Linked DNA regions of Homo sapiens: all the other regions are linked to region 3. A link is a loop called in an ENCODE intact Hi-C map of the cell type or tissue named here. Cell type or tissue: IMR-90. All regions are shown on one strand. Region 1 overlaps EFL1 (elongation factor like GTPase 1). Region 2 has its middle 110 kb from the start of TMC3. Region 3 overlaps LINC01418 (long intergenic non-protein coding RNA 1418). Region 4 has its middle 15 kb from the start of LINC01583. Region 5 overlaps TMC3-AS1 (TMC3 antisense RNA 1).

Evidence for each region. Hi-C counts contacts between places; a loop is a spot of excess contacts. Peaks named below come from ENCODE experiments on the same cell type or tissue, not always from the same donor. Only the 100,000 strongest peaks of a DNase experiment are listed, where the experiment ranks them.
Region 1: it touches region 3 in a loop (6-fold over the local background); 4 of 110 quality-filtered maps call a loop at or near these places.
Region 2: it touches region 3 in a loop (10-fold over the local background); 38 of 110 quality-filtered maps call a loop at or near these places.
Region 4: it touches region 3 in a loop (4-fold over the local background); 2 of 110 quality-filtered maps call a loop at or near these places.
Region 5: it touches region 3 in a loop (13-fold over the local background); 8 of 110 quality-filtered maps call a loop at or near these places.

Annotation. Positions count from the first base shown.
Region 1 is chr15:82,195,907-82,200,906 of GRCh38, forward strand. The region is part of intron 15 of EFL1 (elongation factor like GTPase 1); the gene reads right to left. Among named protein-coding and RNA genes, the nearest start is that of EFL1, 64 kb to the right of the region's middle. RefSeq lists an enhancer at 2,354-2,413. In IMR-90, a CTCF peak has its summit at 2,293 (motif pointing left); a DNase peak (open chromatin) is centred at 2,255.
Region 2 is chr15:81,478,346-81,483,345 of GRCh38, forward strand. No RefSeq gene overlaps it. Among named protein-coding and RNA genes, the nearest start is that of TMC3, 110 kb to the left of the region's middle. In IMR-90, a CTCF peak has its summit at 2,408 (motif pointing right); a DNase peak (open chromatin) is centred at 2,426.
Region 3 is chr15:81,936,709-81,941,708 of GRCh38, forward strand. All of the region lies in intron 3 of LINC01418 (long intergenic non-protein coding RNA 1418), which reads right to left. Among named protein-coding and RNA genes, the nearest start is that of LINC01418, 28 kb to the right of the region's middle. In IMR-90, a CTCF peak has its summit at 3,083 (motif pointing left); DNase peaks (open chromatin) are centred at 3,103, 3,873 and 4,503; H3K27ac peaks cover 905 bases.
Region 4 is chr15:82,101,289-82,106,288 of GRCh38, forward strand. No RefSeq gene overlaps it. Among named protein-coding and RNA genes, the nearest start is that of LINC01583, 15 kb to the left of the region's middle. In IMR-90, a CTCF peak has its summit at 2,407; a DNase peak (open chromatin) is centred at 4,723.
Region 5 is chr15:81,408,133-81,413,132 of GRCh38, forward strand. The region is part of intron 6 of TMC3-AS1 (TMC3 antisense RNA 1); the gene reads left to right. Among named protein-coding and RNA genes, the nearest start is that of TMC3, 36 kb to the left of the region's middle. In IMR-90, a CTCF peak has its summit at 2,330 (motif pointing right); a DNase peak (open chromatin) is centred at 2,379; H3K27me3 peaks cover 562 bases.

The DNA of each region.
Region 1 (5,000 bases), 260 kb after region 3:
CTAAGGGAGATCTATTAAAAGAAGTACAGGAACTCAAAGAAAGGAAAGAGCCAGATGTATCTGTCTGACGCAGTTGGGGAAGGCTTCCAAGAGGCGGTGACATTTAGCTGGCAATGAAGGGAGAAAGAACACTTGAGGAGAAGAGACAGCGTGTACCGAGACACAGAGGCATGAAAATCGTGGTATATTCAGGAGTGCTGAGAACTGAAGCATAGGGAGGTCAGAAGAAGCAGACAGTGAAGGGTCTCTTTCCAAACTGAGCAGAACTGACGAATCCTCACTGTCAGCTTCTCTCTTCCTTTTGAGGAGCCCAGCTATTTCTCTGCCTGTCCTTTCCAGTGGTTTTGCCCCTTACAAAGGGAAAGACCCGGGTTCTAGATCAACTCTCAAACTATCAGCTGCCCAAGCTTGGAGGAGACCCAGCCTCTCTGTGAGTCTCAGATTATTTATAGGAGAAAGGGCCTACAGAACCTATGAAACTCAAGGGTTCTATATGCAGAGTATCAAAAATCATTAGAGCATATTTTCATTTTTAATAATCATAGTAAGTGAGAAGAATCAGTAACAGTGTTTCAAATAATCTCAGCTATACAACTACACAGAAAATAAAATTATAGCTAATAAGCAATGGCTGGGATAGTGTAATTTGCTGAGCAAGTCAAAATCCTTTCAGTTTTTTAATATGCAAAATGAAGAGAAATTTACCACTAAAGTTTGTTTCAAGGCTTAAGTAAGAAAACAAACAAAACTGACTCAGTGAACACCTGGCATGCAGTTGGTACTAAATAAACGTTGGTTAAATCTAATTTGATATATCTTTCAAGTGCATTAATAATTGTGGCTTCGGCCGGGAGCGGTGGCTCTCGCCTGTAATCCCAGCACTTTGGGAGGCCAAGGCGGGCGGATCACGAGGTCAGGAGTTCGAGACCAGCCTGGCCAACATAGTGAAACCCTGTCTCTACTAAAAATACAAAAATTAGCCGGGCATGGTGGTGGGTGCCTATAATCCCAGCTACTCAGAAGGCTGAGGCAGGAGAATCGTTTCAACCCAGGAGTCAGAGATTGCAGTGAGCCGAGATTGCACCATTGCACTCCAGCTTGGGCGACAGAGCAAAACTCCAACTTAAAAAAAAAAAAAAAAAATTGTGGCATCATTGTTAGTATCAGTTAACAAAATATATGCAAATATAGTGAAACTGATTATGTAAACTGTTTAGAAAGTGAAAATTTACTATTGTCATTTTAGAAAATTGAAGGCTTGTGGTTTTGAAGAAAAACAACTATTATACAATAAATCTACTAATTGCTCATTTTGTTTAGAGCTAAAAAAAATGTTCCTCTTTCCTTTCCACCCCTATTCCCAGGGGACAGAAAATTTACCTTTGATTTCCAAGCATATCTGATTTCTTCCAGTCATTATAGAGTCAAATAATAAAACAAATTCAGATACAACAGTGAAGGAATAACAACTTTTACTTCAATTCTACACTTGAATCAATAGACTCAAATCCTTAGAAATATGATCATCAATGCAATTATGTGCTGAACTGCTAAATTAACAGTCATCTGGGAAACATAAAACAAAACTAGTGACAATGTGCTTCTAATTGCATGGGGGTTCAGGATATTAGTGATATTTTATATTCTGCTTCATTGCTCACTAAACAGCATATATTTTCATAATAATGCTTTTTTCCAACTAGAAACAACCAAAGGTGTCATAACTCAATTTCCAAGATGAAGAGAAAACAAAAATAGAGAAAATATATACAGTTGAAACAATGCCTTTAGTAGTTGGAAGAGGGGTAGGAGGGGCAAGAGAATGAAAAAAAGGGCCAAAATAAATTTAAATGCCTGCTTTGAAGTCATTCTTCAGGTTGAAACAGCAGGCTAAATCAATTTCAACTCCTCTATATTAATGATTCAGTCATCTCTAAGCCTCCAGTAATAAAAAGTGCCTGCCTGCCTGCCTACCTGCTGCCTGCCCTGCCTGCCAACCTGCCTGCCTGCCATGTGTAAGACTCTGGGCTAGGCAGGGGGATATAGTCTATAACCTACAATGAGAAGTCCTGGGTTGTGTTAACGAAACTGTAGCACAGTAAAGCACAAAATCTACTGAGCATTCATATGCCGTTAACCCTAAGGCCCTTTATAAACAGTTACAGGCTACACGTTTTACACATGGGCACTGGTGTGGACAGAGCACAGGCTCATGCATGCGCTGACATTGAAATTGCACTCTGTTTCTCTGTGATTTGATGAAAATCTGTGGGAAAGGCTGCCCCCTTGTGTTCATCTCAGTGCAGTTGTGACCCTGCTAGAGCTGGAACATTGCAGATGCCTTTTACCATCATCCCATGATGGCTTCAGAGAGGGGACTTCGGCCTGCTCAGTCTCTACCCAAAATCAAGGCCAGTGTAAACGAGAAAGTGCCAATGCTTCTGAGCTCGTTCAAGTCCAAGAAAGCCATTCTGGACCTCTCCCGAGGCACAGCCAAGTGAGCTAGTCCTCATGGATCCAATCAGGATAACTATTTTGTTTTGTTTAAAAAACAAAAAACTCCTGCTTATGAGAAGAGATCTTTGGAAGGATGGAATTCCTCTATGTCAAATGGCCTCTGGACCTCTGGCTGTCTGAATGTCACTTAAAGCAACCCACAGATAGAGAAGAGGGCACAGAGGGTACTGAAAACAGCAACGTAACTAAGAAATACAGGAAAACCCAAGACATGGACAGTGGAAAAGGTGAGGAAGGGTCCTGGAAAACCAACCAGGAGAGAAAGGAAGGCCATAGAGATTCATCTACCTCAACTTCCTTCTATGCAGATGCAGTTTCAGGTCTGGAAATTCCCACAAAGTGGCCAACTTGCCAGAGGTCCCACTGGTAAAATCCAGTGCTGTTTCTCCAACCAGAGGATGCCTTATTTACTAGTTTGCGATCAAAACTGTGAAGCACCTACAAATAATTTGGAAGACTAAGCACCCAGTATGAGAAACCTAACCTAGTGATCAATATAGAACCAAACATATAGTAAGCACAAAATAAATGTGAGTAAATGATTAGGATATAAAATTAAGCCAATAAAGATTTCACTTTTCAGAGGAAAAAATAGTTCACTGCATTAAAAAAAAACAAAACCTGCTTTTTTTCTTTTTAAAAATCTTTGGATCCTGAGAAAGGAAGGCTTATGAAAGACACCTTATATTCCTTCCTCCCTCTCTCACATCCTTCCACCTCCAAATCCCAAGTCCAAAAACAGATAAAATTAGGGAGAGGCTATGTCAATGCAGGAAAAGGTCTTATCCAAAAGCCAAAAACTTTGAAAAATGGAACTAGATTAAAGGCCACCCAGGTATATTAGAATTAACTTATGACACTAAGATAGCAGTTGGTTGCTCCAGAAGTTGAGAAAGAGAGAGAGAGAAAGAGAGAGAGATCCTGGGCTTCACAAATATCCGAGAGTAAGAAGGCCAAGGGCATAAGTCTTTGTCTCAGGGAAGACCCTCAGGCAAAAGTAGTTCTGGCTGCTGCCTTCTGGCTCAATTGGAGACAGCTAGGACTGCGGCCCGCAAAATAAGACCTTGTATGAAAATGGAAAAGGCTACTCCCTCAAAAGAAACTAGTGCTGGGATAATTTTAACTGTTTCAAATCATTTATTTGGTAATAATAAAGAAACCAGAACAACATAATGCTGGGTTTAAGCTGCAGTCCCAGCTTTAGCTCCCTAGTGAACTTATTTAAATTCACACACATGAATTTATTTCTTACTATGTATGCATGTATTATGCATAGATAGAAGTCTGGAAGAATACACCGATAACACCTGTAGGAATCAGCCCTAGGAAGGCAACTTGCTTAGCTTTTTCTATATAATTACCTTTACAGTAAAAGAGTGGTCATAATTTACTTCTGTAAATAAGATGTCTTAACATAGACATTTAATGTATCGCAGGAGATAAAATCATTTCAAGTTTATATAGAATAAATGTTTAAAAATAGCCCCCAATTATTAAAGCTAAAAGTGACAGAACCAGATTCAAAAATGAATTATTGATACCCTCAAAATCAAACAATACAGGCTTGCAAATACAGCAGAATAGAAAACAGCATCCAGAAACAAACTACAGTTGTATGGGAAACGTGGTAGTGAAACAGCGGGGAAGGAAGCAGGGGCAGGGGCAAGTTTATTTGATATACTGTGCTGGCACAACACCTATGCATCGGGAAAAAAACAAACCTGAATACCCAAGCTTATGCATTACCTGGGTCATGCCCTAGAAAGGCTTAGCCAGGCACATGAGAGTTATAGAACGTAAAACATTCAAAGAAAAACACAAGGAAGAGTACAAATGCCAAAATAAATGGTAGAAAATAAGAGAATTTTTTTAAAAAAGAGGGAAAGCAGTAGTGGAGCTTAAGTCTATACAGCACACCTATGAGAATACTATACAAAATAACAACTTTAGGCAGAGGCAATTGAGTCTTGCCTTCCCTTGGCAGCAACCTTAGCTCAGGAGACTGGAAACCGGCTCCAAGCAGCTTCTGGGGGGTAATCTTGGCTTTACAAAAGCCTGGGACAATGTTCTCCCCTCCTGTTGACTGGACCATGGCACAGAGAAAAGAACAGAAAGATACTCAGAATATTTCTGCTTCTCTTAACATCAAATGGCCTCACCTTTTTCAGTCCAGGACATACCTGGGAGCCTCCCAGAACACAGTGAGGGCAGGAAGAACCAGTTAGTTTCAGTGTACTATCTGAGCTAAACAAAAAATCCCCAGTGATAACATCATCTTGGCTCTGGGAGTTGAATAATCCGAACACATTAAAACATCACTACTCTGATATTCTTTAATAAGAAATGTTCAGACCAAGAAAGTATTTTGCTTTCACCTAAAATTCCAGTAGATTTATACTGAAAAGCCAATGTATTCACTTCTAAAGAAATATTTCTATACTTTCTATCTCCCTTATGTACTTGAGAATTTTTTTTTTAAGACA
Region 2 (5,000 bases), 460 kb before region 3:
TAGGACCCAGCAAAGAGCTAGATATTGAGTAGATGTTTGTTCAATTAAGTATGCTTTCTTACTGAATTGTAAGAGTTTTTATATATGAAGGATAATAAACTTCTGTCATCTACAGCAGAGGTTGAAAACTTTTTCTGTAATTGGCTACATTGTAAATACTTTAGGTACTAAAGTACTTGCAAATCACAGCGACTCAGCACTGCCTTTCTAGTGTGAAAGCAGCATAGACAATACACAAATGAATGGGTGTGGCTGTGTTGCAGTAAAACTTTATTTTAAAAACAGGAGGCCGCAGGATTTGACCCTTGCTAACCCCTATTCTGCACTGTGAATATATTTCCATTTTATTGTGGGCCATTTAATTTTTGTTTTTATGTACAGAAATTTTTAATTTTTATGTAGTCATTAGTATTCAACATTTTCTTTAGTTTTGTTTTATTTAAAACTTTTCTTAGAAAGTCTCTCCCCATCCCAAATAAGATAAGTATGCTCTGGATCACTAAATGTACCTGATTCAAATATATGAAATTCTCATCCTTTGGCCTTTTATTTTATCCTCTGAGACACAAATTCCACGTATTTTGTTTCCTGTGAAAATAACTGTATCTGTGCATAAAGCTTTTCCCACAATGATGTTCATCACAAGGCTTATTGTAATAGGTACTTTTTGCAATAATCTTAGTGTCTATTAATTGAGAATTAGATGTATTATCAATATAAATGAAAACAAATGATATAAACTAATGAAAATGATTTTAAATTGAATTAAATATTGACCAGAAAATGTGTCCACAATATCCTAAGCAAACGAAAGCAGAATACAAATAGACCTACAGTATGATCCATTTAAAACAATATTGGCACTTATTTGATGTTCAATAAATTTTCGTTGAATGAGTGACTGAATGAATGAGAGAATAGATAGAGCAAAAAATAAGAGTATTCTTTCTGAGAAAATAGCAGCACACCTAAAATGCCAGATCCAAAACAACCAAACAAAAAGTAAATAAAACATTCTTTTCTAAGCATAGCATGGCTTACAGGAAAATAAGGAAGTATTTTCTGCTCCAGAAGCTGCATAAAAATGGGACTGCATTTGAATAAGCATCTACCGGAGCTGACATCTGCCCCGGCAGTGTCTGGTAACCTACAATTTCCAGAACTGCATTAAGAGATATGGGGCCGGGGGAGGGAAGGGGACAACCACAAATCAAAAGTGGGTAAAAAGTGGAAAAACAGGCCAGGTGCGGTGGCTCACACCTGTAATCCCAACACTTTGGGAGGCCGAGGCTGGCGGATCACCTAAGGTCAGGAGTTCGAGACCAGCCTGGACAACATGGTAAAACCCCATCTCTACTAAAAATACAAAAATTAGCTGGGTATGGTGGCATGTGCCTGTAATCCCAACTATTCGGGAGGCTGAGGCAGGAGCATCCCTTGGACCCAGAAGGTGGAGATTGCAGTGAGCTGAGATCACGCCACTGCACTGCAGCCTGGGAGACAGAGCAAGACTCCATCTCAAAAAAAAAAAAAAAAAGAAAAAAAAAAGTGGAAAAACAGTAGAAATATGAGGCAAAATAAAACGGTAGAAATTAACACAAATGTGTCAGTAAATGGACTGAATTCATCAGTAAAATAAACAAAGATTGTTAGTCTCAGTAAAAGAGAACCAAATGAATGCTGCAGTCCCTGTATACCTGAAGGCCTGAGAAGTCTTCACAACTGGGTTAGGGAAGCGAGAGAGAGACGGAAGGTGTTCTGAGGGCTACCCTGCTCTCCACTTTTTTGAATGTGATAAGAAATAAATTTAAAAAGCAAAAGAAAATGTATAAGGTAACTGAGTGCTGACTTTTCTTCTTTTTTTTTGCTTCAGATGACAGTAACAGTATCCCCAAATTTTAAACACTAAAGAACAGTTGTTTTCACAAGTTAAATCTTTTAGGTAATTATATATATATTTTCTTGCTATGATTCGCCTTTCAAAATTAGTTGTGCATGTAAAGAATAAAGCAAAAACCACAATGAACCCACTAATAGATTTTGTACTTAAACTACTTATCAGAAAAAACAAAAACCCTGAAAAATCGTCAAAGGCCTAATTCTGAATATAACAAAACAAAGGATAGTGGCTTTTTCTAAGAGTGTTTTTCTCCCAAGAAATGCATAGTTTTCTGAGAAAATATTTTCATTGATTGTGACCAGAGATGTTACAAATTACAGGGTGGAAATTGAGGTTTAGTTCTAAGCTTTCCACTTAGCCTGTGACTTTGGGACAGTCACTTTTTGTATCTGGGCCTCAATTTCCTCAACGATGAGACAAGCAGTTTGGACAGAATTCCAATATCCCTTCCACATATTAAACTGTGTAGTTTGAGATTATGCGGTGCATTATTATAAATCCCCACTAGGGGGCAGTATTTGCATAGTCATGTCCATCAAAAAGCAGAACTGGGCGTGCAAAATTAACTTAGAACTCATTCTCTCATCTTTGCTAGAAGACAACACTGTAAGCAGGTGGAGACCATAGCCCTGCATGAAGTACTGGGGCCTCTGTGCCAACCCACAGTTCCACTAGGAGGTAACAGCCACCCCACCCCATCCCCAAGAGCCCAGAGAGAGGCGGGACTTCTGATGTCAGCTTTGACTTTCGCAGGGGCTTCCGGAGTGTCTGCATTGTTCTCATTACTGAAAGCGTTCTGGTTGCAGCTTGATGTCTTTGGTGAGGATAGAGTATATTTTGCTTCATTTACTAATTCTCGTTTTCTTCTCCTGTCCCTTCAATATGGATAGATAAATCTGCACAACTTTTACCTCTGGAATTGACGAGTTACCTTCATTTGTGGTTTGCAAAAAGATGCCTGGAAGGATACTGTGTACCAGCACCATGGGATACTTGACAACCCCAGTCAATGGGGATCCATCCTAGGCCAAATGCTGTCCATTCAAGTGGTTCTGGAATCTCAGGGCACACTACAAACCAAACCCAAACCAAATCTCCAGGGCAGACCAGGGATCCAGAGATTGGAGAGATGTGGATTTACATGGTGGTGGCAAATAAAAGAAAGTGAGAACAAGCTTACATTTGCCCAAGATAGCATTTAACCGTACCCTCCCTAACCCAAACCTCCCACCTCTTTCTACCAAAAATATCGCTAAGGCGGCTGAGAAGCTGTCAAACACCCTCTGTGCCTCGCCTCCCTGGTAGGGCTGCTAGTGACAGAGGCATCCGCCAAGACAGGTCATTGAATATTTATTGGTTCTCCTGCACTGGGAGGAGCTGCTGCAGAGTATAAAGATCCATGAGACGAGTTTCTGCCCTCCAGGAGTTTTCAGGAAGGAAACAAACCCAGGATACAAATATTGTTAAATAAAGACAGAGCACGCCAGGGACCCTAGGAGAGAAAAGGCCGAGAGCTGTGGGCAGAGACTAGTGGTGACTGAGAAGGCATCCCGTGGGCCTTCCTTGACATGGGTGGCCTGGAAGGGAGGAGATCTGGACAGAGGTGAGGGCAGGGCAATGACAGGTGATGGGGACAGAATAACTGAACACACTGGGGTAGGATGAGTGGGGCATATTTGGTAAAAAGGAAAGATACAAGGAGGCTGAAGTAAGAGCAAGAGTGGACAGTGAAAGAAGGAAGGCAGGGAGGGGAGGAGAGGAGCTCCCTGCCCGAGCCAGCCCTGTCTGGGTATTCTTTGGGCTTTACTCAGCTTATCAGAGACCTAAGTTCCAATGTTACAAAGCATGTGGGCAGATGGGCATTCTCCTTTACTATCTGTGAATGTGTAAATCATCATACTCTTTTTTCTGCATAGTTTGGCCCTGTGATCTCACAATCCCACGTCAAGCAATTTCCCTTTAGCAGATAAGCACCCAGATGTAAGAAGCATATAGGAAAAGCTAGTTTTCATAGAAGTATTTTATTTTATTTATTTATTTTTGGGGTAGAATCTCTCTCTGTTGCCCAGGCTGAAGGGCAGTGGTGCAAACATGACTCATTGCAGCCTCGACCTCCCAGGATCAAACAATCCTTCTGCCTCAGCCTTCCATGTAGCTGGAACCACAGGTGCACACCACGATGCCCAGTTATTATTTTTTTGTAGAGATGAGAGCTTCACTTTGTTGCCCAGACTGGCTTCGAACTCCTGGGCTCTAGCAATCCTCCTGCCTCAGCCTCCCAAAGTGCTGGGATTACAGATGTGAGCCACTGCACCCAGCCCGAACTATGTTTAATAGTTAAAAATTAGAAATAATCTATGTGTCCTTCAAAATGGAACTCAAATATATAATGGTATTTGGGAGCCATTTAATAAAAAAAAATCATCTTGTGATCAGGGGTGTTCATGACATGTGGTTCAATGCACTAGGCTACTTATAGAACAGCTGTATATAGTGATGCCTTCTCAAAGTTGTCCACATGTAAGTGTGAATGAGAATATGCACCGATATAGAGTTATCTGAAAGAATGCTCAACAAAATGTGTACAGATGTGCGTGATGTTATGACATGATATGTGTGTCATGATGTGTATGATTTTGTGTATTATCTTAATTCTTGACCCCAAAGGTGCCATCTTTACAGAAACTCTTGGGCAGTGTTCTTGGGAGGAACAGAACCAATAGGACGTACGTACATAAAAATCTCCCTCTTTCTACATATATATCTATAGATAGATAGGTAGAGAGAGATTCATTTTAAGGAATTACCTTACATGATTTTGAAGGTGCAAGTCTAAAAATCTGCAAGGTAGGCAGGCAGGCTGGAGACCCAGGCAAAAGTTGCAGTCCAAGTGCAAAAGCCATCTGCTGTGAGAATTCCTTCTTGCTGCAGGGAGGTCAGTCTTTATTCAGGCCTTCAACTACCTTGATGAGGCCCAGCCGCATTTGGAGGGCAATCTGCTTCATTCAAAGTGCACCCGTTTAAATGTAAATCTCATTCCCAAACTCCTTCACAGAAACATCCAGAATCATGTTTGACTAAATAATCTGGGCACCATGGC
Region 3 (5,000 bases):
TGAAGTGGGGCTAAGGAGCCCTTGGCCCCTCCCTAAAACCCCTTCACCCCCTACCCCAGCCTCTGAGACCCTACCAGGTGGCTCTAAGGTGCTCAGTTTGAAAACCACTGCATTTCTGATTAAATTTTCTGCAGGGTTAACTTGCTTTTTTACTACTTCTAATGCTGATTTTGTGTCTATGATTTCATTGTTAATACAAAATACTGTTCTGTGTATTAGACTCATTCTTCACTTCCTAAAGTTGTGTATCTAATTCCTGTATACACCTGTAACTTTAAAAAGCTTAGACTCTACATATAATTAACAACAGAACCAAATACTTCCAGAGAAGTAAGATTTATTAACATTTGGAGAAATTTTAATAGCACATTTGGCATTCATTGATGGTATGTCTCCTTGAAAAGCCAGAGTAGTAAAAAAGGAATCTATTTAACAATTTTCTATTCATGAAAAGAGGCTAAATGTACATTTTTAAAATAAATTTTGAACTACTAAAAACATCTGTCCAAAGGTGGGAGGATTACAGGATGTAGAATTAGCCCTGGTAACTACATAAATTAAAAAAGAATGCAATAGGCTAGGTATTTGTTGTTAAGTTTTTGCTTCCAGATCCGTTATCAACCATTTAAAAAGTCATTAAATTTTAGTTTCCTTAAAAGCTTTCCTTATCAAAATAATCTCCCTTTTCATCAAAGTCTATTGTGTTTTCATCTCCTCCTTGCCTTCCTGAAGTTTATTGAGCTCAAATTAGATGTTTTCTAAAATTTTCTGCTCTTTCCTATAATAAATTTTTTCCACGGAACACTATTTCTCTGCCTCTCCAGTTTTATGTTTTCTCTCTTCCACGTTCAATCCTTTGATCGGGGAGAGATCTGTTTTGATATTTGCTCATAAAAGCACGTGTGGTTTTGCTTTGGTCCCCATGCCTGTCTCTCTGCCTTCTGTTATAAACCAAATGTCTCTGCCCATTCCAAGACAACTTTCCCATGATTGCAACTTACTTAACCTACAGAAGGATCTCCAGGTCATCTCTCTGGTCTGAAGCAGTGTATATTTCCTTGTCAAAAACATTGAATGAAAAACTTAGTCTCCTATTTGTACTAACCCCTGTTTATTCAGTTGCCAAATTCTCATCTCTTCATTAGCATTATTGGGAATTGTAGCCCAGGAGTAGGTGAAAGAGAGAGATGGAAAGAGGGAGAAAGAAAGAGAGGAAGAGAGAGACTCTATAATGGAGAAAGAATTTCCTATGACCTCTTTTTCCCTACATGGCCTTACTTTGTTCCTTGAGGCTTCCTCTAAGTTCTGTAGAGTAGAAATTTCTCCTGGCTTCCAGTAAGTTATTAAGTAATACTTCTGGCTTCCAACTCTATTGGAAATTTGAATACCTTTCTATATTTTCATAATTATGTCAGTGGGAAGGTGGGAGGGGTAAATGGGAAGTCTCTAGTATCCTGCCATCATACCACAAACTAGTGTGGTAATTCAAATTCATCAGGCCACTGATCAAACCTGCGATCTTCCCTGAAATTTTGGAATGATTGGTAGTATTGAGTCTGAAATTTGTGAACATGTACAAAAGGGAAACGTTCAACCCTAGGCAACCCTTGAAAGTGAAGAAGGCAGTGGAGGACTTGTGTGTATGCATATGTGTGTGCCCGTGCATATGACGTGGACATGTCCATGTCCATTTATATACATGATGCGGAGATGGTAAAAAAGAAGGCAAGGGGTGAATAAGTAAGAAATTTAATAACATTTAAAATCGGTTTGTATACTAACTTCTGGAGTGTTCTTTGGGGAAACACTTGAAGGTCATTCATTTTCCTTTCCTCTGGACTCCAATCTACTTGGTGCATAGAATTGCGAGGTGCTTTGGTGGTGAGCCACTCAGCATCCACTCACCTCTCTCCCATCTTAACGGCACCCAATTTTTGTTCAAATCCTCCAGCTCCCTCACAGAGCCCTTGTGCTTTGAGGAACATTGACCTAACACTAGTGCCCCAGGTGAATCCTGATTGGTCTAATCCAATCAGGGTCATCCCATCTCCCTACCACAGGGGTTAACCAGGTAATTGGCCTAAGCCAATTAGTGCCAGGCTATCCCCAGCCTCAGCGACTGATCTTCATAACCTTGGCGTAGGCCAATGTTTCTTTTAAAACACACACACACACACACACACACAAACATAAAGGAAAAGATTGGCAAATTGAGCTTCATTAAATGAAGACTGTCTATTTATCAAGACACCATTAAGAGAGTGAAAGGCAAGCGACTGAGTGGGAGAAGAGGATTTTCATGCAGCACGTATAAAGAACTCCTACCTATCAATCTTTAAAATGAGAGACAACATGTTCAACCCTAGGCAACGGTCTTGAACAGGAACTTCACAAAAGAGCATATCCAAATGGCCAAAATCCATGAAAAGTTTCTCTACATTATTAGTCATCAGAGAAATACATGTTAAGAACACAATGAGACATCTCTATACATCTGCTAGATCATGTTTAAAAATTTCATGTAACAATACCACTTACAGACAAAGATGTTGGGCAAATGGAACTTTCATAGACACCTGGTAGAAGTAGAAAGTGATACAGCCACTTCAGAAAACTATGCCAGTATGTACTAAAGCTACAGGTATGCCTACCCTATGACCCATCAGTTCTATTCCTATACACATATCCAAAGAAATCGCATACATATATACACCAAAATACATTATAAGAATATTCCTAGTATCATTATTTTAATAGCCAAAATTGGGAATGATCCAAATGTCCATTAATAGTGGAAAAGGCATCTGGGGTGTTGGTAATATTTTATTTATTAATCTGGGTAGTGTTTATACAAGTACTTGCCCACATTGATCTAAAAAGTGGAAGGATTTCAAACTCAAGTATATCTGACTTCAAAGGCCTGTCAATTACAGTATTTTAATAAATGTGAGTATGTAGTGGTGATGAGGTCGACTTTAAAATGTGTATGAATTGAAACATGTTCCAATTACGTCTCCTTTTATCATCCTTTTGGTGACCAAAATTATACAACCATGACTAAGAAACTACTGCCACCTAGTGGCACCCTTCCCTAATTGCAGGATAAATTATTGTGAGCGTGACTCAACTTCAAGCGTGTACAGTCAACTTAAAATAGCATGATGACAACAAAAACTTTCGTTAGATTTCCCCACACCCACCCAATATTTGTTTCTACTTATGGAAAGCAATCACTTCTTACTCAGATAGCTTCATCTGAGTAATGTAAACATTTTGTCTTTATCCTATTCTTTTTATATATAAAAATAGTTAAAATGATTACCTGCCAATCATTGAGCAGTTACTACATGTCAGACATTGCATTAATACCTTTGCATGGATTATGTCATTTAGTTGTCATAACAATTCTCTAAGGAGTCTACTACTATTATACCCATTTTAGAGATGAATAGACATAGATATGTTGAAGTTTCCCAAGGTCAACATAGCTAAGTGATCAAGTTGGAATTTTAATCCAGATCTGCAGGATTTCAACCCTCTTGCTCTCCTATCTTCCAAGCATCCAAGTTGGATATTTTTTCTTCAAAGTAGGGAATCCAGAAATGTGAGTTCCAGTGCTGGAGGTGACAAGAACTCACTGTGGACCATAAGCAATTCACTTCACTTGTCAGAGACTCAATTTTCTTATCTGTAAATTAAAAATCTTGCCCAGGTGATCTCTGAGCCTCCTTCCCACACCATCACCTAATAGCTCCTGATCACAGAAGAAAGGCATTAATCTAAGCCACTGGCAATATGTTTTTGTGGTTTGGTGCAACTATTTTTAGACCATCACAGAATAAGAGCTCATTTCATGGAGCCAGTCACAAATTTCCCACAATCTTTGGGGGAAATCCAAGCCTGGGTGATTCTGGTGCTTAATGAGATGATGTAATGCAGGAAAATATATAGCTGGAAGAAAATTTTATTGGTGTGAGTAAATGTGCATTTTCAAGTGAATTACAAGACCTTAAGAAGTAAATGTATATGCCCCAGGGGAGAAATCACCTAAGACTTTAAAACAGAGCATGTAGTGTTCATTTGTAGGCATTCTAAGAACCTTTGCAGATGTGAAGGAAAAGGAAAAATTGTGCAGAACCTTTAACCCTAGAAAGAAAAACAAATGACCTCAGAAAAATATCTTCAACTAAGTAAATTGAGGATACCCCATGACAGGTGCAACTGTCAGATAAAGGGGCTTTATAATGCAACATGAGCTAACATATTCATTCAGGAGAGGTGCACTTATGTAAATCTGCTAATGGGAAATCTACAGGATTAGCAACTTTAAAGAATAATGCATGAAACTAGTCTGGCATTTAAATGATGAAGCATGCACTCTCTAACATGCCTATGTTTTTTTTAAAAAAAAAAGGCATGTTGTCTGACGCAAACACAAGAAGTAGCATTCTGAGTCATGTAAATTTCTTGAAGTTTTTCTAAACTGCCACATACCTATAATACATTTGGCATATACATCCTAGCAAATTCCAATCCTGTGATGTCCATTTCAGAGTGCACAATTTTGACAGACTGTTAGTGACTGGGAAGTTTGGGGTTTTTTTCCCTTTATTATTTCAATAGCTAACTTTAAGTAGATATAATAAATAAGGTAAAACATTGCACAATGAGAAAGATGGCCAGAGAGATGCCTTTTTGTCCTGTTTTGCCTGTTTTATCTCTGCAAAGGCACTCCTGGTATTTTTCAACCACAAAACAAGAATTTATCAGTGTATAAGCTAAGAATCAATTCAGACAAGTCCATCTTAGGAAATACCACTCACGGATGCTTTCAAAATCAATAGAGCATTGCAAGGAATCAAGGGCTGCACCATAAACTTGACAGGACTAAGGCAAATAACACATCTCCGCTCTGCAGTTACCACGCTAAAACAATCTGGCTCACAGCATGCAAATGGCCATTGTGTACACATTTACAGACTAGAACACTGAAGCACAGC
Region 4 (5,000 bases), 160 kb after region 3:
TTTCAGGGCGTAGAGGTAGGAGAATGAAACAGATTGCACAGCACTGGTGAAAAGAAAAGGAGAAATTCAGGGAGGAGGAATGAGGGATCCTCTTTCTTGTGTGTGGGTGTTAGCTTGCCTCCCAACCACACTGACACTTGCTGTGCCATTGATTTGACTTTTCTCCTATCTTAACAATAACAAATCATTAAAAAATCAGTTTATCAAAATATAAAATGGAAATACATGTGCTTGTGGTATTTTCCCCTTCCCACAGCCTAGCAAAGCAAATCCCATCTCTGGTCACTGTCCCCCTGCCCTTCCTTCGTTGGGAGCTCCTGGGTCTGCCATCTTGGTTCCTGAGCTTCTTCTCTTCTGACAAAACATGATTCTGCTCGGGTTCATGTTATTCTCCTGCCTCAGCCTCCCGAGTAGCTGGGACTACAGGCGCCCGCCACCAGGCCTGGCTAATTTTTTGTATTTTTAGTAGAGACGGGATTTCACCGTGTTAGCCAGGATGGTCTCGATCTCCTGACCTCGTGATCTGCCCGCCTGGGCCTCCCAAAGTGCTGAGATTACAGGCATGAGCCACCAGGCCCGGCAAAGCTGATTTATTAAATACTTAATTGCATTTAGAAAGGAGCAGGAAAATTGTTTATAGGGGAAAAAGAAGAGATTGAGAGTGGGAGTGGGAAGAGAAGGGAGGGAGTGACAGGCCAACCGGAGTTGGGTTCAGAGAGAGTTTCTCTTTTGTGCTGAGGTGAGAAATTGAGAACGAAAGAGAGGCACTGTTTTTTTTTTTAGACGGAGTCTCGCTCTGTCACCCAGGCTGGAGGAAAGAGAGGCACTTTAAGGTGGCTTTGGGATGTGAGAGTCGTGAAGAGCCACCGTAGTAGGAAAACAGGATGTATGGGTTGTGAACCTCTCCTTCAACAGTCTGTGAGGGTTCTCAGTAAAGATGTGGAAAGAAAACTCAACCTCTGACCAATAACGCTCATCAAAAGCCACCTCCAGAAAAATCTTTAAAATGATTTCCTGGCAACCTCCCATGTCTCTGAATTCCCAGTAGGTTAAGTCCCATCTCAGTCCCTAGAGTATAATAATCTCTTCAAAAGTGACCCACGGCCTTGTGGCATTGGGCTGGGGCTGGGTTGAGCAAGGAGGCCTGCTGCCTGCATGCTCCACCAGTTCCTCATGGCCTGGGTAACACATCCAGGAGAGCTGAGCCTCCAGAAAGTGTGTCCTCAGTGAGCTTTGGAACCACTGTTAGGCAGATCAGGAATAAGAGCAACAACAGTAATAATAAAGGGCGCTTATGATGTGCTAGGCATTGGGCTAAAGGCTTTACTCTCAGATCTCAGTCCTTACAAAAGCCTGGAGGCAGGGATATTATCTCCTCTTACAATGAGGAAATTAGGGCTCAGAGATGTTGAGTGGCTTGTCCAAGTTCACCCAGCTTGTAGATGGTGACATCAGGATTCAGACATTGAACTCTCTGACTCTAGTTTCCAATTCCTTATTCATTTTGACACAGGAGCACACCCATCCCATATCTGTTTCTTGGTGTGACAGAGGAGGAGGCCCAGGCACACGCAGATTAAATCACAGTCCCACGGTTACACAATCAATGATTGGTGGAGATTGGACTAGAACCCCTGCTTCTTGGCAGTTGCAGGAATAGCCTGCGGTCTGAGGGCCCTGAGCACCCGAAGAGAGTGGCCTCCTTTGTAATCCCAGCACTTGGGGAGGCCAAGGAGGGCAGATCACGAGGTCAAGAGATTGAGACCATCCTGGCCAACATGGTGAAACCCTGTCTCTACTAAAAATACAAGAATTAGCTGGGCGCAGTGGCATGCCCCTGTAGTCCCAGCTACTTGGGAGGCTGAGGCAGGAGAATTGTTTGAACCCGGGAGGTGGAGGTTGCAGTGAGCCGAGCTCACACCACTGCCCTCCAGCCTGGTGACAGAGGGAGACTCTGTCTCAAAAAAAAAAAAAAAAAAAAAAGTGACCTCCCTGAGGGGAGAGGAGGCAGGGACCATTCTCCAAAAGGGGCATCTGTTCTATGACTGCTCTTTATGACCAAGTGGAGATTGTTAGGAGAGCACAGAAAAGAGGCTAGAGGAAGTGAGGAACTCAGAGACAGTAGAGAAAGCAGGCAGAGGATGGAAGCTGTCCTAAGTGATCAGATCCCAACCCAGCCACGCCTGGCCCCTGACTGTTTCAGGACCTGCTGTGAGAGCTCCTGAAGCTGCTGTCCTCAGGAAGTGTCACCTGAACAAATTGGCCACCAGGGAACATTACTGAAAGAGCTTGCCCAAACAGATCAATACTTAATTTCTAATGAGCAATTTTCAATTAGATCCTTGATTTGACTGATGTCTGATCATTCGCCTGTAACCACTGCAGGTCTTTTGCTCCCCTCGGTGGCCAAAATGCAGCAGATGATACAGCCATGATAACCTGAGTGTTCTATCCCATAGTCTCAGCCAAATCGAAAGGCTTAGGGCAGTGGTTCTAAACGCGGGTGAGTTTGCCCTCAAGGGGATGTTGCACAGTGTCTGGGGATATTTTTGTTTGGCACAGCCAAGGGGTGTTACTGGCACACAGCGAGTAGAGTTCAGGGATGCCACCAAACATCCTACAATGCACAGGACAGCCCCACAACAAAGAATTATCACCCCGAAATGTCCACAGTGCTGAGGTTGAGAGGCACCGCCTTAGGGCCTCCTCTGTTTGTCGATCACAGTTACCTCGGTGATCGTCTCCCTGATCGTCTCCAACCAAACGCACTCTTAGAAGCATCCCCGCTCAGGCCACACCCACACTCACATGCTCACATGCACACACACCCCTTCACAGCATTCATCACCTACAATAATGCAGACCGAACCCTGCAACTGTTTTTGTTTTGCTTTGTTTGTTTTTGAGACGGAGTCTCGCTCTGTCTGTCGCCCAGGCTGGAGTGCAGTGGCGTGATCTCGGCTCCCTGCAAGCTCCGCCTTTCCGATTGACGCCATTCTCCTGCCTCAGCCTCCCGAGTAGCTGGGACTACAGGTGCCCACCACCACGCCCAAGCTAATTATTAGCCCAGGCTAAAAAAATTAACCAGGCTAATTTTTTTGTATTTTTAGTAAAGACGGGGTTTCACCGTGTTAGCTAGGATGGTCTGTATCTCCTGACCTCGTGATCCACTCAGCTTGGCCTCCCGAAGTGCTGGGATTACAGGCATGAGCCACGGTGTCCAGCCAAACCCTGCAGCTGTTTAAGGCCCTACAACCCCTGGGCCCACATGCTTTCCAACATTTTCCCCCATTTCACTCCACTCTCTGAACTGCTGTCCCTACCCTGGTGACTCTCAAACTGGAGCATGCAAGAGAACCACCAGGAGGATTTGCGAAAAAGGCAGGTTGCTGGGCTCCATCCCCAGAGTTTTTTGATTCAGCCCAATTTGCATTTCTTCAGACGATGCTGAGGCCACTGGTCTGGGGACCAGACTTTCAGAATGGCCATCCCACAATAACTTGCCCTCTTCACCTCTGATCTTGGCCCCCAGCTGCTGCTCCTGCCTAGAGTACCTTTGTGCTCACATCTGAGTTCCATCTTTGGGGTCTGATTCTAGTGCCACCTCCTCCACTAGGTTGTCTCTGATGCCCAAGTGGAAGAAATATCTCAGCCGCTGCCCTCTCTCAGCACTGCTCACCCCTCTGTAGCCATTCTTTTCTTCTTTCATTGACAATGTATTATTATTATTATTATTATTATTATTATTATTATTATTTTGAGACAGAGTCTCACTCTGTTTCCCAGGCTGGAGTGCAATGGTGCAAGCTCGTCTCACTGCAACCTCTGCCTCCCAGGCTCAAGCCATTCTCTCACCTCAGCCTCCCAAGGAGTTGGGATTACGGGCACGTGCCACCGTGGTGGCTAATTTTTGTATTTTTAGTAGAGACAGGGTTTTACCATGTTGGCCAGGCTGATCTTGAACTCCTGACCTCAAGTGATCTGCCCTCCTTGGCCTCCCAAAGTGCTGGGATTACAGGCATGAGCCACAGCCCTCAGCCTCACTGACAATTATTTTAAATCATGCTTTACCAATCAGGCACACACACGAGGAGGATCTGGAGAGGGTTTAATGACAGGGACTATTTACAAAGGTGTGGGCAGAATTAAGGGACATTAACCAGGATGACGAAGCACCCCAGAGCTGTTAGAAGTCAAAGCTACCCTGAGGACTAGGGACAAGAAGGAGCAGGCACTAGAACCAGGAGAGGGTCACCTGACTGGAGCTGTGGCCTTGGGAAAAGAAACACAGAGGTTGCCAGGTGACAGCCTTGCAGGTAGGGAGCTGGGGGAATAACCACCCTGGCCTCGCTCTCCTCCTGCCCTCTGATGTACTGTGGGTGCCTCCCACTGGCTGAGCCCAAGAAAACAGAGGGTAGAGAAACCTCATGATGCTGCCCACACAGGCCAGCCTCCTGGGGCTCAGAGCAGGTAGAGAAGGGCACAGAGAGATCTTGTGGGGCAAACAAGGTGTCCCCAGCGCCCCACCTTCCTCCCGACTACCCAATCCTAGAGCACAGAACCTATGTCAGAATTGCCCCCGAATCCATGACAAGCCCAGGACCTTGTATCATATAACAGATTATTAATAAATATTTGAGGAATGAATCATTTATCATTAGCTGGTGTGCATGTCTGCTGATGAATTTTCAGACATTTTGTGGAATTCGGTCACTCAGAATATTCTAAGAATGTTCCCAGCACTACAGGAAAACCTGCCAGCCAAGGCCCCATGACATGGCTGGGAAAACCAGCTTGTCATATTTCCCAACTCCAAACACCAATTTCTCACTTATCTATCACTTTGTCGTTCAAAACAAACAATAGAAAGTAAGGAACAGTGATTTTCTCAGCTTTCAAGCAATCAAAGAAAACACCAAGGAAAGGAATCAACAACAGGAGTATCAATTTTTTATAAGTGAAATATAACCAAACTGAAATGAAAGGGGGAACAGTGAAAC
Region 5 (5,000 bases), 530 kb before region 3:
ACCTTTGCCCCTCTTCTGTAATTCCCTCTCTCCTTGTCCAAAGGTGGAAGCAAAAAGGAGAAGGGAAGGCGGACATAAGAGAACATAGATTACACTCAAGTCTCACCTGCTGCCTGGCTGGTTCTGGGGAGCAAGAGAGGGGATATGAGGTTGAGTGAGTGATTGAAGCTTAAAATGAACCGGACCAGAGTGTGCTTTTAAATATCGCTTGAGTAACTGAAAGTAAGCAAAAAGCTACGGGATTTGCCTAAAGCATCTTTAAGTGATGGAAAAGAGAGATGCAACTAATCAAGTTTGAAAGCAAAGATGAGAGAAAAACACCATTTTGTGTTGTGGCTTATTTAGTTTAGATGGTTCAATAAATTCAGTTACACCCATTTTGGAGTGCATTTCAGAAAATAGTCTATATCTTAAGTGGCTTGAATTTATCACTTAAGGATCATAATTTTTAATGTTAAGAATGTGATATTAGGATTTATTAAGATTCAGTTATGGGACAAACAGCTCGATTTTCAAGAGCTTCATTTTCTCCAGGCAATGATTTACCTTTCTCATCGAAGAGAGGATCTTATATTGGCTATGTTTTAAAGTCACATTAATAGGCTGTAACAGACTATGAAGAAATTCTTTTTAGATTCAAGGTAACTAGAGACCATTTGCCTCTCATCATAATGATCTACTAAACATTTATATAGCACTGACTATGTGCCAAGTACTGTCCAAGGTGCTTTGCTTATATTAACTCAATATATATAAAAAATTAAAATCCTCTGATATTGCTATATGTGAAAGTTCTTTACAAGCTATAAAATGCAGCATAATTATCAGAGGATATTACCGATATTATAAGAATAACAATTACTAAGATAACAAGAATGTTTCCTTGTTTCAGAAGTCAATTGGTGTTGATGGGAATTTAAGAAAAAAATGTCCAGTGCAGCATATTCTTTCATCACAACATACCCCATTCCTTCTCCAACAGGCAACCTCATGGAGACCATGGACCCCTCTGCCATCCCACCCATCTTTGAACCAATGCAAACTGTCTTCAGAACTCATGCCCTTACATAAACAGGCTCTACAGGCAGATCACCTGAGGTTGAAAGGTGAAGCCACCTGGACTTCTGGGTCCAGTAGAGACTTGGAGAACTTTTCTGTCTTACAAAAGGATTGTAAAATGCACCAATCAGCACTCTGTAGCTAGGATTGTAAAACGCACCAGTGTTCTGTAGCTAGCTAGAGGTTTGTAAAATGCACCAATCAGTGCTCTGTAGCTAGCCAGAGGTTCGTAAAATGCACCAATCAGTGCTCTGTAAAAACACACCAATCAGTGCTCCGTAGCTAGCTAGAGGTTTGTAAAATGAACCAATCAGCACTCTGTAAAATGGACCAATCAGTGCTCTGTAAAATGGACCAATCAGCACTCTGTAAAATGGACCAATCCACTCTGTAAAATGGACCAAATGGGAGGGGACAACTCAGGGAATAAAAGCTGGCCACCCCAGCCCTCAGCGGTAACCTGCTTAAGTCCCCTTCCAGGCTGTGGGAGGTTTGTTCTTTCGTTCTCCACAATAAATCTTGCTGCTGCTCAGTCTTGGGGTCCGCATCACCTGTAAGAGCTGTAACACTCACTGTGAAGGTCACGCTTCATTCCTGAAATCAGCGAGACCATGAACCCACTGGAAGGAACAAACTCCGGACACAAGGGCAGGAGTTTGAGACCAGCCTGACCAACAGGGCGAAACACTGTGTCTACCACAATTACAAAAATTAGCTGGGCTTGGTGGTACGCACCTGTAGTCCCAGCTACTTGGGAGGCTGAGACAGGAGAATTGCTTGAACCCTGGAAGCAGAGGATGTACTGAGCCAAGATTGTGCCACTGCACTATAGCCTGGGCGACAGAGACTCTGTCTCAATAAATAAATAAATAAATAAATAATATAAAAAAAAAACCTCTACAATATTTTCCTGCTGTCCTCCTAACACTTGAACTTGGGCTAATGCAATTTAAGCTTCAAGTCTCCCCAGTGTCAGTGAAGTGAAGCAATGAACAGTGCCTAATGAGCCCTTAAAATGTAGACCACCCATCTACATAGCGCCTTCTTTTCCACCCCTTTAAACAAATGATAGCTACTGCTGTTTGATTTTTACATTAAGAAGAACGTGTTGTCAAAAGTACCTAAATCATTTTCTCAGCTTGGTGCTTCACTTTCCCTTTAAGGATGCAGACTAAGGATCTTAATTTATGAGTTACCCACTCAAGCCTCTTTGCCACACACCTGGACCTGTTTGCAGAATTAAATTATTGGCTGTGAATCTAACATCAAACCTCCAGATGGCACCAGAGAACTGAGAAAAACAATTCCATTGCCAAGGAGCCTTTGTGTTGCTGACAAGAGAGGAGCAGGCTGAGAGAAAACGCCCTGTTTGTCACAAAGTTACATCTGCGAGCTCCTTCAAGGAAGGGAGGTGCCTGACGCTCCTTGTTAATGCCGGTTGCTGTTACAGACTTGCAATTGTGCAACTCTGTGATGTAAACAGGCAGGCTTTGTATTTTTGCAGTGCCCCTGGAGAGTGGAGAGGGTGGTTCTCTTGGCTGTCTCTGGAACAAATTTGGGTAAGTGCTCAAAGATGTGTTACTACAGAATGTACTTGTGAAGTTCTTGTTGCAGTGCAGTCAGATAAGCAAAGATATCTGCTAGAAAATAAAGAAAAAGCTACACAATTTTAGACTTTGTAGTTCATTGTCTTTTAAGACAGCAAGTCCTGCTATTGTCTGTCATAAAGCTACAGAAAAAGACCATATTGAAAACTGACGATAGCAGTTGATTATTTGTGAAAAGCCTGAGAGATGATTCAGTAAATACAAGGTGAATTTCATTGCATCTTCATGCAATCAGAGACTTGCATACACTTTTTATCCCCTAAACAGATGAACGAATGGCATGGGCCAGCTAGCAGGGAGTTGGCAGGATAAAGTTCTAACCAACAATTGCCACTTGCCTTCCTTTCTTCCATCAGCTTCTAGCTTACCTTTCAGAGACAGGTTCTATCAAAGGAAACCTAAAGGGAACCTTCCTCCCTGGCCCTGCCCCATCTAGCGTCCACAAGGATACTACACTCCAGTGAAGACTAGGGTGTATCCCAACTCCCCAAGAGCAGCATCAACAGCTATTAATCCTAAAAGTCTTGGTTTACTTCTGCAACATTGAGACACTTGCTGGGGCCAGAGCACAGGGGGCAAATGGGAACCTGAAATGCTCTTTTCCCAGCTTACTGCAGGACTCTTTGTCTCATCTGTTAGCCATATGTCACCCCATTAGAGAGATCTCTCCTGACCATCCCATCTAAAATTATTTCCAGTTACTCACTCTCTCATCCCTCTGCACTTATGTGAATAAAACAGTCTCATTTTATACTTGATTGTCTGCCTTCCCTCCCTACAGTTATTGTTGAAGCAGGCAGGAATTCCCTCTGTCTGGCTCCCACGGTATCCCCACCTTTTAGAAGAGTGTGTGGCATGTAGAAGGTTCAATATAGATTGAATAAAAGAATGAATGATGACAATAGGCTGATCCATTTCTCTATTTTCTTCTGGTTATGAAATTTGATTAAAAAATGAGATTTGGGATCAAAGCCATTACCAGAGAACATTATATTAACACAAATAATTGAATTATGCCTTAGGAAAAGACAGTGTATAACAGGGGATTATTGATAACTTAAAAGAGTATCTTTTCCGCAGTAATAAAAGAGTGGAACATTTTTAAATAAATGATGAAAAAGAGAACCCAAAGGCACAGGATCCTGCTGATAAACAATTGCACATAAGGGTGTACTATTTCTATGAGAGTAAGTATATCCCGGCTCAAAAAGAGCAGAATAAAATTGGTACAGTCTCAGGTTTATTCTGCTATTTAATTTACAGTTGCACAACCACATGGGACATCCACCAACTCACCAGTCCAGGAGGGAGAAAAACGCCTTGGATTCTTTCTATATTTATAGGCATGTATACTGCAAATTGCATTATCTCTAACAGACTGCCAGATGAGCTGGAAAAGATCATCTGTCAGCACATCCAGAAAGCTTTCTCAGACTTTCAGATTAGCTCAGGTTCCACTGTAATCTCACTATGTACTTCTTCATCAAATCGATTACCGTTGTAATTAAGTGATGAATTGGGTGATTTGTTACGTAGCCTCTTTCACCTCCATTGTGATGTACCCTTCAAGACAGAATGTGTCTGTTCCTGTCCAATGCTACATTCCTAGCCCTTGGGGAATGCCTGCTAAATCAAAACAATTAATTAAATATGTGTTGAATAAATAAATGGATAAATTGAGCATTTATTATGCTCCAAGCACAGTACTACATACATTCTTACACACATTGCTTTTTAAATTTCATCTCACACAACCCTATCTGATAGATACTAGTTTTATCCCCATTTTACAGATGAAAAAACTGAGGTCTTTAAAAAGATTAAGCAATATCATTGAACAAGAATTGAACAATAACATCTATAGCAAGTTGCCCATTTTAAATGATATTTTATTGGGGAATGTGAATTATTGTAGAAAAAGGAAGTCTTCGGCAAAGAAACACCTAGAAGCAAATTTCATCACTAGAGAGCATTGCTATCTACTGAAGTTCAAAACTACATATTTAGGCCCGGTATCCCCTTTTCGGTTTGTGCCAGACCAATTATCAATAATGCAGAGTTTACATTTTTCTCAAACATGAACGACTGGTTTGTTGAGTATGTTGAACTTGCCACTATCTAGTAAACAACTTTATTTTTCCCCTACCACTATCTTCACACCGTTTAGCCATGTTGCCTTTTTCCATCATTGGATGGAATCTTGGGCAGATTCCCCCAGCTTCTCATTGATTTTCAACCATAAGAGCAGCCTCATTTTATTTAGGGTATCAAAAAGTCAATTATAATTACTTTGTATTTTGTTAAATGTAACAGTGGCATTGTGAGTATATTAAA